4 separate regions of the Homo sapiens genome follow, and all the other regions are linked to region 1. A link is a contact called in ENCODE Hi-C or POLR2A ChIA-PET data. All regions are on one chromosome and are shown on one strand. The core of a region is the stretch at or near the end of the contact, and the rest is flanking DNA. Distances in the headings are between cores, read along the strand shown.

What was found. Hi-C counts contacts between places; a loop is a spot of excess contacts on that map. ChIA-PET counts read pairs that join two places held with the same protein, here RNA polymerase II (POLR2A). Pooled maps may share reads with other maps.
Region 2: a loop to region 1 is called in a map of natural killer cell, with 29 times the contacts of the local background. The contact joins the promoter of LARP7 here to the promoter of PAPSS1 in region 1. A Hi-C loop is called at or near these places in 3 of 168 maps with a recorded cell type or tissue (naive thymus-derived CD4-positive, alpha-beta T cell and natural killer cell) and 11 of 50 pooled maps.
Region 3: a pooled map shows a loop between it and region 1 (30-fold over the local background). The contact joins the promoter of UBE2D3 here to the promoter of PAPSS1 in region 1. A Hi-C loop is called at or near these places in 2 of 37 single-sample maps with no recorded cell type and 8 of 50 pooled maps. POLR2A ChIA-PET finds 5 or more read pairs at or near these places in 1 of 52 experiments (CD4-positive, alpha-beta T cell).
Region 4: a loop to region 1 is called in a map with no recorded cell type, with 11 times the contacts of the local background. The contact joins the promoter of CXXC4-AS1 here to the promoter of PAPSS1 in region 1. A Hi-C loop is called at or near these places in 2 of 37 single-sample maps with no recorded cell type and 7 of 50 pooled maps.

What each region holds. Positions count from the first base shown.
Region 1 is chr4:107,718,749-107,721,682 of GRCh38, reverse strand. PAPSS1 (3'-phosphoadenosine 5'-phosphosulfate synthase 1) reads left to right here and starts at 1,449. Exons shown (of 12, transcript NM_005443.5): 1 at 1,449-1,563. The coding sequence starts at 1,504. RefSeq lists enhancers at 1-146, 2,137-2,196 and a silencer at 1,257-1,506.
Region 2 is chr4:112,635,705-112,638,638 of GRCh38, reverse strand. It overlaps LARP7 (La ribonucleoprotein 7, transcriptional regulator), which reads right to left and starts at 1,496. Exons shown (of 13, transcript NM_016648.4): 1 at 1,400-1,496. It overlaps ZGRF1 (zinc finger GRF-type containing 1), which reads left to right and starts at 1,730. Exons shown (of 28, transcript NM_018392.5): 1 at 1,730-1,788. RefSeq lists enhancers at 944-1,053, 1,094-1,143, 1,714-1,933.
Region 3 is chr4:102,825,975-102,828,908 of GRCh38, reverse strand. UBE2D3 (ubiquitin conjugating enzyme E2 D3) reads left to right here and starts at 1,358. Exons shown (of 8, transcript NM_181891.3): 1 at 1,358-1,482; 2 at 2,273-2,424. The coding sequence starts at 2,401. UBE2D3-AS1 (UBE2D3 antisense RNA 1) reads right to left here and starts at 854. Exons shown (of 2, transcript NR_131186.1): 1 at 724-854. RefSeq lists enhancers at 806-1,367, 1,039-1,428, 1,368-1,929, 2,512-2,934 and silencers at 1,479-1,608, 1,629-1,678.
Region 4 is chr4:104,489,418-104,492,351 of GRCh38, reverse strand. CXXC4-AS1 (CXXC4 antisense RNA 1) reads right to left here and starts at 1,387. Exons shown (of 10, transcript NR_125926.1): 1 at 1,292-1,387. CXXC4 (CXXC finger protein 4) reads left to right here. Exons shown (of 3, transcript NM_025212.4): 2 at 293-1,608. The coding sequence starts at 550. RefSeq lists an enhancer at 1-20.

The DNA of each region.
Region 1 (2,934 bases), core at 200-2,699:
GATGGGGGCTAATTTGCTAGTCACTAACAGGCAGCAGTCTCAGGTCTTGGTGATGGGCGGGGTCAGGGGCGGAGGGCGGCTGTGTCACAGGGGGGCAGAGCTGCAAGCAACTCTTTTGGTGCCAGGGGCAAGCTGCGGAAAAGAGAACTCAGAGTTATGGGGGGTGTGGGGAAGATAACTCCTGGAGGAAACTCTGTCATGCCCCCAGCCCATCCTCCTACGAACTAGCCCTGGAATAATTAGGTGAATTTGAAAATGTCCTCCGTAGGCGGGAGTTCTATTCGGGGTTACCTGCGGCCTCCCCGGTCCTGGATTTCAGTCCTCTAGGTATTTCCTGAGTAGCTCTTAATAATACAGAAGCCCCTTTCCGGTGTAGGTCGGTAAGAAGCACTGCACAGAAATCTGATGCGAAGTGGGGTCTCCTAGCGGAGAGGGAGGCACCTTATAAGTAATCACTAATCCAGGTTGAGATATTAATTATTGATGTCAAGAAATCGGGCTTTTATTATATCTTTTTAAAAACTGTGTCTTGAGGCCAGGCGCTGTCGCTCACGCCTGGAATCCCAGCACTTTGGGAAGCTGAGGCGGGCGGATCATGAGGTCAGGAATTCGAGACCAGCCTGGCCAACATAGTGAAACCCCGTCTCTACTAAAAATACAAAAATTAGCCGGGCGTGGTGGCACACGCCTGTAGTCCCAGCTACTCGGGAGGCTGAGGCAGGAGAATCGCTTGAACCCGGGAGGCAGAGGTTGCGGTGAGCCGAGATCCTACTACTGCACTCCAGCCTGGGCGACAGAGCAAGACTCCGTCTCAAAAAAAGAAAAAAAATTGTGTCTTGAGTAGAATTTTAATGTGGAGAATGAGCTGTTCGGTAAATCAATTCTTCCCTTTGCAAAGCTGTAAAACATTTAAAACATTTGGCCAGGGTGACATGGGCACAGAAGGGGCAGACAGGAGGTCGGCAGCCAGGTCTGTGGAGGAGTAGCCACAGGTGCAAGAGGCCGCGTCAGCGTCCTCCCAATCAGCCTCTGCTGAGGGAGTGCCGCGCGCGGCGAGCCGCGCACTCCCCTTGCCTTTCTCCCGGCGGCTGGTACTCGCTCTTAGAGATCTGCGTTAGCTCAGAGCTAGGCTCGGTGCCGCAGAGGCACCTGAGGTTCCACGACTGCATTCCAGGCCCCGCCCCTTCATCGGGATCTGGAAGGAGGAGCGCCGTGCGCGCCCGCGCCGGCGCGAGCGCTGAAGCTCCGCCCCCAGCTTCTACCTCCGGTTCTATCCCGGCGTTTCGCCCTTCCCCACAGACCTCTGCCCCGGACCCATTTCCGAGGCGCGCCGCATGCGCCGCGCAACCCAGGCCACGAGCACGGGCGCGTGCTTAAGTCAGCGCGCGCCCGCTCCGACGCGAGGAGGCCCCGCCCTCCAGCCCCGCCCCGCTCGCTGGCCTGCCCTCCTCTTGCTACCCTCCCGGCGCAGAGAACCCCGGCTGCTCAGCGCGCTCCGCGGTCATGGAGATCCCCGGGAGCCTGTGCAAGAAAGTCAAACTGAGCAATAACGCGCAGAACTGGGTAAGCTGGGGACGAAGGCGAGACGGCGAGGAGCGGAGGGGCTGTGGGAGCAGCTCGTTCCGGAGCCGCCGCCTCTCTCCCGCCTCCTCCGCATCCATCCTTCCAGGAGCGCGGAGGTGGGTTCCGGGGCTGCGGCGCCTCCCGGCTGGGGCCGTGGGTGGTTGCGAGGCAGAGGGGCGCGGCGCAGGGTGGGGATCTCGCCCTAGCTTGGCGCAGCGTGCGGTCCGAGCCACCGTTCGTGGGAAGAACGCCCCCCCTCCCCAGCGCCTCCGCTCAGGTAAGACCCCCAGGAAAATCCTTCACCCGTGAACTGGCGCTTGCTGAAACCTCCGGGTGCTGAAACCTGCGGCTGCAGAAACAGGAGCTTCCTGCATACCTTGGAGTGGCCTGAAGATGTGCAGAGAAGGCGGAGGCGGGCGCCTTCGACGCGTTCTTGGTTTTTCTTGGCTCTGCCAGTGCGGTTGGCCCAGGTTTGGGTCCATCTCCGTGTCTTTCCATTTCTGAGTTTCAGTGTGAAAGGAGAGTACCCAACAATGTGGTCATTCATGAGTTGAGACTGCCCTGAACTGAGGTTCTTTGTGTCTCTGTGTTAAATCGGAATGTTTAACAAGTAGGAGTTTGGAAGACTCCATTCCTGGTGACAGTCAGGTATGGGACCAGTCCTTTATAACGTTTAGTAATGACTGCCAGTTGACTTTGTAAAGTGCTGTGTCCTCATAACGTTGCTTACTTCCTTAATTTCTCTGTGATGAGAAAGAGCCTTATCTTCCTTTGTAAGTGTGCAGCAGGGAAGGGCCCATCTTTGGAGTCTGGAAAGGCACTGGTTTAAGTTTAGACGGAAACGTTATTTCACAGTCCAATGGAATAATAAGGTTTAAATGCAATGTCTCCCAAAACGTTACTTGCCCTAGATGAATCAAAGAAAAAAAAAACAAGCAATTTCAGGCAAATGTTCTTTGGAAGTCATTAATTTACCACATCTGTTGTTATTGTTATCATGAGTTGTTTACTGATTCCTCTCTCCTTTTATTTAACTCTATAGATGGTAAGGAGGGGAAGGAGATTTAAAAGATGAATTAGAACAGTGGAAAGAGCGCTGGACTCCTGGCCTGGTCTCTCATCCCAGCTTTGCCATTTACTAGCTGTGTGATCTTGAGGAGAGTCACTTTACTTTTTCGAACCTCAGTTGACTTAAGGGTATAATAGTATGTACTTCACGGGATTGTTTTGATGAACAAAGAAGACAGATCATGAATTTGAATGTGCGGTGAAACCACTGCCTTGAAACTCAGACTCAGTTTCGCTTCTCTTACCTTAAGGTGTTTCACGGTTAGGGAAATAAGGTTGGCTTACTTGGGGTATTTACAGATG
Region 2 (2,934 bases), core at 247-2,746, 4.9 Mb before region 1:
CTGTCGGTATGTGGTGCTTGACTGTAAATAAGGGAACCAGTTAAGTGCTAAAAACCAGTTCAAAGGAGAATTTAAAAAGCAGGTACACAGGCAATCAGGAACGTTGAAATGAATATTAATAAATACTGCTCAGGACAATAATTAATTGCATCTTTACTGGACAAACCTAATTTCCATGTTGCTGTAGCGAGTTACAGGGTTGAAAAATAGTTCAAAGACCACGAAAGACATAGATAACTTGGAAGAGTGAGTCAGACAAGACACCAAGTCATTTGTGTGTGTTTGCTATTTAAAAGTATTTCGTAATTTCTCCTGAGGAAATTATATGAAAAATGTTTGTTTGGAGACGCAGCCTCTCTCAGTGGCCCAGGCTGCAGTGCAGTGGCGCGATCCCGGCTCACTGTAATCTCTGCTTCCCGAGTTCAAGCGATTCTCCCAACCAAGCCTCTTGAGTAGCTGGGACTACAGGTGTGCACCACCACTCCCCGCTAATTTTTGTGTTTTTAGTAGAGACGAGATTTTGCCATATTGGCCAGGCTGGTCTCGAACTCCTGACCTCAAGTGATCCTCCCGCGTCGGCCTCCCAAAGTGCTGGGATTACAGGCGTGAGCCACCGTGCCCAGCCTCGCAAAATGTTTTAATAGGTACATGCACGTTTTCCTGAGAAGCTAATCCATATAATTAAGTTTTCAAAAGAAGTGTGCCACAACAGGTTAAGAATCATTGTTCTGGTCACTGCTTACAACTCAAGTCCCTCAACACGTAGTGGCCTGTGTGTTCTGCTTTGTCTGAATCTTCTCGTCTAAATTTCCTTATTAAATTTTCAAGGCCCAGGTTAAATGGCATCTTACTCTTTGAGATCTTCCACCACCCTGTGTCCTATCATTTGTTTTCTCTTAAGTTTCTTTGCAAACGCACTCTGCACACCATATCTAGCAAGTGTTAGTTCCCTTCCGTAACTGGATTTTTTACTCTTTGAGGACGATGGCAGAGTCCTGCAAAAGAAGATGATAATTTTAGAATATAAATCCTCACGTTCGCTATCTTCTGGCAGCCACAGCTCAGCTCCAATCTGCGAAATACGGCACTCTCTTTATTGACTACTGCTTCTCTCGGCACCCGTACTTCCGCAAGGACGCCGTCATAGGCCGGGCGCGCCCCAAACCTCCCCACGCCGGGCCCCTATGCGCCCTTACTGTCTGAAAACGGGAACTACAAGTGCTGCCGAAGACTTTTGCGCGTGCGCATAGATAACTAGGCCAAGGAACTGATGGGTGTGCAGGACGGGGGGGCGGGGTAAGAAGGACGATAGATGATAGAGTGGACCGCAAGAAAAAGGACGGAGAGTTAATTAGACTTCGCCCAAGCTGTGCGACCCTATAGGCCGCTTGTAACTTACTCCGTTCGACTCCCAAAATACAGGGTCAAGTACTGCGGCCTTCGGACATTTCCGTCTCCGGATCCTGATAGTCTCGGTTACTTTCGCGTCATAGGATGAGCGACAACGTTTTCCGGTCCCAATTGAGAAAGACGGGCCCGGAGGCAGTGCGCGCTCCACCTACGTCACAGGCGAGGTGGTTCCAGGAGGGCTGGGCATCGGAGAGCGCGGCCGGCTGAGAGACTCGAAGCCAAGGAAGAATTTGATTGGCGATTTGAAAGCGGCGGTTTTTGGCTTAGGCGGAGGTGGGCGGGCCAAGTTTTGGGTCCTCATCTGGTGAGGTCCCGCGTTAATGACGTCACGTTGTTTCGCGGGAGAAATTCGAAAGTGGATTTTGTGCAATTTGACAGGTGAGGTGAAGTGTTTCTCGGGATTTCCTAGGAATGACTTGAGCGATTTGGGGCGAAGGGACGAAAGACTCTGCTCCTTAAGAAGAGAACCGGGAAGGATGCTGTTTGGAACCAGGATTGGGGTGGTCGCAGTCACAGCTACTCGGACTGCTTGTAGTAAGTGGTGCCTCTTCACCGTTTTTCCCAGGCCTTGCTTTGCAATTTCGAGTAGGTATGAGGACCAAAGAGGGCTTTGCTGTTTGTATTTAGGACTGAGAAAGGATCAAGTCTCCATTGTCATTTGGTGACAGGATTATGGTTCTTAGAATCTTGGCAAATGAGATGTGGGTTTCCTTTGTTTATTTGGACTGGATGGTTTGTTAACAATGTTGAGTTCATGATTCCAAAACTTTGTTATCCGAACTATTTAGAGGTTCAGGTTTAGGTTCAAAAAATACTCCTTGTTTAAAAAAAAAGGAAAAATATCTAGTATTTAAATGAATAATGGCTCATACTTTACTGAGAACACCGAGTTTTATGTATATATATTGCGTCCGTACATATAGTAGCACAATGTATATGTATGTATATGTGTGTATGTACGTATATCTGTGTGTATGTATGTATGTATATAATTATCACAGAGCATCTGGGGTCTTTAAAAACTTATTTGGAGATTAATCTTTCACCTATTAGAAGTCGGTCAACAGGTGAATTGTCTGGTAGACGTGGACAGATGAACACTTGGAAAAAACTCTTTGCATCTCACTTAAATATATATGATGCTGTTGTCTAAAATAATTTTTTCTGATTAATACTAAGATAAGAAAGGGTGTTGACTTTCAATGAATAAGTATTAGAGCTCTTCTAAATTTTAAAAGATCCAGTTAGCTTTTTTTTTTTAGGTTTTCTCCTATAATCGAATTTAACCATCCTTTAAGAGTTTCAGTCTTCTTAGTTCTTTTTAAACTGTACATTCCAGAAGTAATATCTCAATTTAGGAAAATAATGGAGAATTTATCTTGCAATTGTGAAATAGCATATAAGTTATCCTAAACTAGTAAATACTGGGTTCCTAATCTGTAAATTGTAATAATGCTTATTCTTCAGGATTATGAGACTGATAAATACTGTATGTAAAGTATCTCGTCCAATTCCTGCCTGATA
Region 3 (2,934 bases), core at 109-2,608, 4.9 Mb after region 1:
AAAAACCTTAAGCTGGTCAGTGCTTACCCACTTTTAAATTCCTCATAAAAATTAAGGTCTTTCTTTTGCCTGAAGGATACACTAGAGAGCATAACTGCCGTCTCCATACTTTAAACCCTTGACTAAAACAGGCCAATCCTACTGAGGTAAATCCCACCTCCCAACTTGGATATTTCAGGAAGTATTGTATTGTTTTTCTGACTCTAAACTCTACCTAATTAACTAATTAGTCTCAACACTTTCTGGCTCAAGAACTGAAACACAGCAACAGAAGCTAAAGTTTGAGAATTTAAGCTTGTTCCCACATCTACACCTTGGCGGACGGCAGCGACTGATTACGGAGACCAGTGAAAACCCTGCCCCTAACTCTCTCTGTCCTAGCCCCATCCACTCAATTGAGCTTGACTCAGCCTGCTCCCTGCTGTTCTCAGTATTGCTCCCTTAGGGTCAGACGTGCACTAGACTTCAGCACGTGGGAGCGCTGATGAGCGGCCAACCTGGGTCTATTTAAAACTACTATTCCCATCTCGAGGGGCGCCTCCTCCCACAGCATAACCAGCCCAGGAGGGCAGGCGAGTAAATACTGCTCACCTGCTCCACCGGAAACCTCAAAATCCCGGCCCGAGCTAGACTAAAGGTATCTGGTAATTAATCCTTGGCACCTCCCACCACACGCTCCTGATTGGGCGCGTGAGACAAGGCTGTGTCTGCGCGCGCTCTTACCAGTCTGGGGAATTCCATTTCCTCTACCAACCACCGGCATAAGCATTCAGGGGCGTTGCTTTCCTGGCAGTGGCCCGCCCCAGTTCGAGCCGGTGCCTTACTGCGTCTCGCGAGAACTTATGCATTTTGGAGGCGGAACCCCGTCAGGAAAAGCGCACAAAACTGCTCTTAAGTCATTGCAGAGCTACCGCTTCGGTTAGCCAGCCACGAAGTTCTCGCGAGAGTCGTCTCCTCGATACCAAGTGAGGAAACTGGGGGACGCTGTGGGGAGGGGCGTGGGGCTGGATCGCGCAGCGGCTGCTTCCTTTACCTTCCTCCCATGGTCTCCTTCCGGTTCTCGATGCTTCTCTGAGCCTAAGGGTTTCCGCCACTCGTTCACCCTCCCCCCAGCTCATGATCCTCCTCCCTCCCCCGCCCTCCTGGTCCAATCTCCGATCTGTTTAGTAAGAAGGTGCTGTTCCGAGAAGAAGGAAAAGGGCTTGACACGTATTCACTCGGCCCCGGACGTGGGAAGCAAGCCGTCTGGCTTCGGCCTCACATCGGTCTTGTGCTCGGGACGGCGGCGTTGGCGGACTGATCCGCGGCGGTGAAGAGGCAGGAGGAGGGGGAGGGGCGGAGCGTGGCAGCTGGCAGTAGTTCCGTCAGAGCGGACATCTTGTGGCTGTGTCGTGCGCGTGAGCCCCGTAGGGCCGGGGAGGCACCAGCTGCCGCGCGGGGAGGAGGCCGAGGCCGCAGCTTGAGGGAGGCCCCGGCCCCTCTGTACGCGTGGGTGTGGACGGCTAGGGCAGGGAAGGGAGGCCGGCCCAGTGGCCGGCCGGGTAAGAGGGGCAGTGCGGGACCTGGGCGGCTTGAGCGGCCAGCCTATTGGGTGCGGTGGGTTAGGGTGGGAAGGTTGGGGAAGCCGCGGCCTCTCCTGCTGGAGGAGGAGGGGGAATGGGCGCGTCCTCGCGCCTAAGCCGGAGCCTCAGGGACAGCGCGGGCGCGTGGTGGAGGTGGCTGGGCGGGCGCGCGCGGGAGCGCGCTGGAAGGCGGAGTGAGTGTACGGTGGCGTCAGGGGTGACACAGAATAGCTCGCTGCGAGGATAGCAATACACATCAAGTCTCCCTTCCTTTATTTCCTTCCTTTTCCCGGCCGCACCTTTGGACAGAAACCGAAAGCAGCCCGGCGTCCGTCCGGAGTCTTATGCTTCCCCCTCCCCCCTTGCCTTTCTTTGCCCTAGTGACGCCGGTATAGCGCCGACTAGGCCCCGGCTCCTCCTCTGCTGGGCTCCGGACCCTGCCCCGCACCCACCCCTTTCTCCTACGCCTCTTCCTCTCCCACCCGGGTCTCTTCCTTTCTAGAGGCCGGGAAGTTAAACTTGTAGCCACCACCTCCGCTCTTCCCGTCACCCTCGCCCCCACTTCGGGCCGAAAGCACGGTACAGAGGCTGTTGGTGGCTTTGCCACGCCACCCCACCCACCCCGGATCGCGGCTGTCTTAAGGGACCTGGATTCATCAGGGGCTCTTCGGGGCCTGTGCGAGTGCTGATCTGCTCCGTTTTTGCAAAAGGCGCCTGTGTCTGGCAGAGCTGGTGTGAGACGAGACAATCCTGCCCCGCCGCCGGGATAATCAAGAGTTTTGGCCGGACCTTTGAGCATACACCGAGAGAGTGAGGAGCCAGACGACAAGCACACACTATGGCGCTGAAACGGATTAATAAGGTAACCCGCGGGGACAAGGGCATGGGGTGGTAGGAGAAAAGGAAGGCTCGGGCCAAGAGGAAAGCGTGGGGGTGGGAAGGAAGCATAATTCTGAAAATACCTCTTGGATCACTTCTTCCATGGGGGGATGGAGAACGCAGATATACTTCTTGAAGAAATGAAGTTTAAAGCTAGGAAACGGAGAACACTTGTGGCAAGTGAGGTGTTATCCTGAGTGCTTCAGTGGAATCGGTGCAAATTAGGGGTGGAGGAGAGTGACTTAAGGCGCCTTTATTATTTTATTTTTTTGCTGCTTAAGAAGGAGTTTTTTTGGGGGTCCGAATTGCGGAGAGACGCTCCAGCAGATGTCATGGCGCTTCCTATTCTTGGTGCTTGAAAACTTAGTTTAGTTGTGAGATCAAGGTTATCTAGGCCTTCTAGGGGTAAGAAAGAAAACTCGGAGGAGAGAAAAAAAATCTGGCGAGTCCCGAACTTGACTGAGGGTCGGGTAGAAGAAGTCTTGCGTATTGA
Region 4 (2,934 bases), core at 138-2,637, 3.2 Mb after region 1:
TCACCCCCGTCTTCCTTCTTTCCCTGGGTATCCTGGCTATTAATACATTTTCTCAGGAGGGTTATAAGAATAGGGGGGAGGAGCTGTGGTTTGCTGTGGGGAGGGAGGGAGCGGGGGTTGGGAGAGTTGGGGGGGATGGGCTGGGGGGGGTCACGTCTTGATGATTCTTATGCAAACGACCTGATGGAAGAATGTGGGAGCTTTCGGTGTCTGCGGTGGGTTAGTGAGGGAGGTTGTTTATTTTTAATCTTTTTCCTCGTGCAGCTCGTTGGAATGACTTTCTTTATTTTAGTTGTAACAGTTGGAGGATAATGCAAAGGAAGACGCTGCCTGGGAATTCACCGTCTGTGGAAATGAGCCCCAGAGAGGAATAAAGCAGCCCTCACCTTGCTCTCCCCACCCGAACCCACTTTCCCCACCCGCCTCGGCCCCCACCCCAACACCACCATCACTCCCTTCCCTCCCCCCCACCTTTCCCCCTTTTCCACCCAGGTGTCGGACCAGGCGGTCCCCACTTCCACCCTGCACCCCTTCTTCCCCCCCTGCACCATGAACACCAATGTCTGCGTGGAGCCCGGGCCGAGCCCGGAGGCCCCGGGCTTGCCCAAGGAAAGCCACTTGCCCGAGGGGGCTCTGAACAGCCTTGTGGATTACAACTCGGAAATGGAGCGCTACCGCTCCTTTGCCACCTCCTTCTACAAGACCAACGGGGGCGCCTTCCCACAGGCGGCCAAGATCGCGCGCATCACCACCCCCATCTTCCCCAGCAGCGCCGCCGCCGCCGCGGCCGCCGCGCGCATCGGCATGTCCCCCTGGAACTGCGACAACGCGGCCACCGCCGCCGCCGCCACCGCCATGCTCTGGGGCAGCGGCGGGGGCGGGGGCGGCGGCGGGGGGGGTGGCGGCGGCGGCGGCGGCGGCGGAGGCGGGGGCGGGGGTGGTGGGGGCGGCAGGAAATCCTCCTCCGCCGCCGCCTCCTCCTCCGCCTCCTCCTCCTCGGCGATCCTCCCCGCCGGCGGTGGCGGCGGCGGCGGCGGCGGCGGCAGCAGGACCAGCATGCACCACCGAAACGACTCCCAGAGGCTGGGGAAAGCTGGCTGCCCGCCAGAGCCGTCGTTGCAAATGGCAAATACTAATTTCCTCTCCACCTTATCCCCTGAACACTGCAGACCTTTGGCGGGGGAATGCATGAACAAGCTCAAATGCGGCGCTGCTGAAGCAGAGATAATGAATCTCCCCGAGCGCGTGGGGACTTTTTCCGCTATCCCGGCTTTAGGGGGCATCTCATTACCTCCAGGGGTCATCGTCATGACAGCCCTTCACTCCCCCGCAGCAGCCTCAGCAGCCGTCACAGACAGTGCGTTTCAAATTGCCAATCTGGCAGACTGCCCGCAGAATCATTCCTCCTCCTCCTCGTCCTCCTCAGGGGGAGCTGGCGGAGCCAACCCAGCCAAGAAGAAGAGGAAAAGGTGTGGGGTCTGCGTGCCCTGCAAGAGGCTCATCAACTGTGGCGTCTGCAGCAGTTGCAGGAACCGCAAAACGGGACACCAGATCTGCAAATTTAGAAAATGTGAAGAGCTAAAGAAAAAACCTGGCACTTCACTAGAGGTCAGAGGAGATGATTTCTTGTTTCCCAGTCTCCCCCCTTCCCTCCTCACTCCCTCTCCCCTTCAGGGATTCTTGTCTGGCTTCAAGATGCAGTACCCCTTCTCAGAAGCTTCATTCAGGTGGTAAGAGTTGTAGGTGGTTTGCGAAAGGCTTGGCCTCTCCACCACCCGCACCAGCTGCACTTCACGTGACACCGCCCTTCTGATAGAGAGAGTGCCCTCCTTTTTATCCCTGGGGGAAAAATAATGTAATTGAAGAATCAGAAGTTTCACATTCAATATGCTCAATATTTTCCCTTGGTGGTTTAAAATGCCCCCTCCTCCTCATTAAAAAGGGTGGGGCATCTTGCCCAAAGGACTGGACACATCACATCCTATACAAGTTTACTGGCTAAGTTAGTGGCCCATTTATAACAGTGAGGACACAGTTTGTGGTACACAAGCCTGTTCTCATTAAAAAACCGGTAACAAACCACACAGCAGTATTCAATGAAGTTGAAACACCTGGATTCAGAAGGGGATTTCCTACCCTTTTCTAGAATCATTTTTCTACTCATCAAGGCAGAATGTTTTCTATTTTATTTTCTGCGTATCTGATATTTTTGGAGAAAGCTGAAACTGTGTAGGAAGCGGATTTCTACCTGCAAATTTTGAGGAGATGTGACTTAGAATAAAGGGATACAATTAGTTAATTTCAGGGCAGATAAGAGTGATTTTGTTTAAAAATTATTTTATGTGGTTTTAGAATGAATAATTTCTAAAACTCAGTTACAAAAAAAGTATTTCCCCTGGGCTCTGCATTGGACAAAGTAACCATTTTGTGGTTACAAAGTTGGTGTATACACCAAGCACAGTTTTGGTTGATACCTTATATGGTCAATAATAGTTTCTTTTACCTATAGGTCTTTAAAACAGATATTGTACAGATGCTCACTAAAGTAATTGTTAAATTAGGTTATGAATTATGCTAAATACAGAGATTGATACCTTTGATAAAAATTTTGTATTGTGTCCTGATCAAAACAAAAATGGGGAAAAATGAAAAATCACAGGTAAATGACTTTGGTGGTATATTAAACAAAGAAATCTGGACAAGTACTTATAGTTAGTCTCGATAAAATTTACAGGGTAGATAATTAGATGTTCATATATACATGAGACTGTAGGTGGTGGGTTTAGCATTCTGTGCTTTAACATTTTAATATTCTGTGGAGTGAGTTGCAGGATGAGAGTGGCTCTCACAAGTTATCTTAGGGTTATCTGTACATTCTTTTAAAAATTGTGAGTACTGCTTAGAGGAGTTTGCTTTATGAACTGGGAAGCAGTC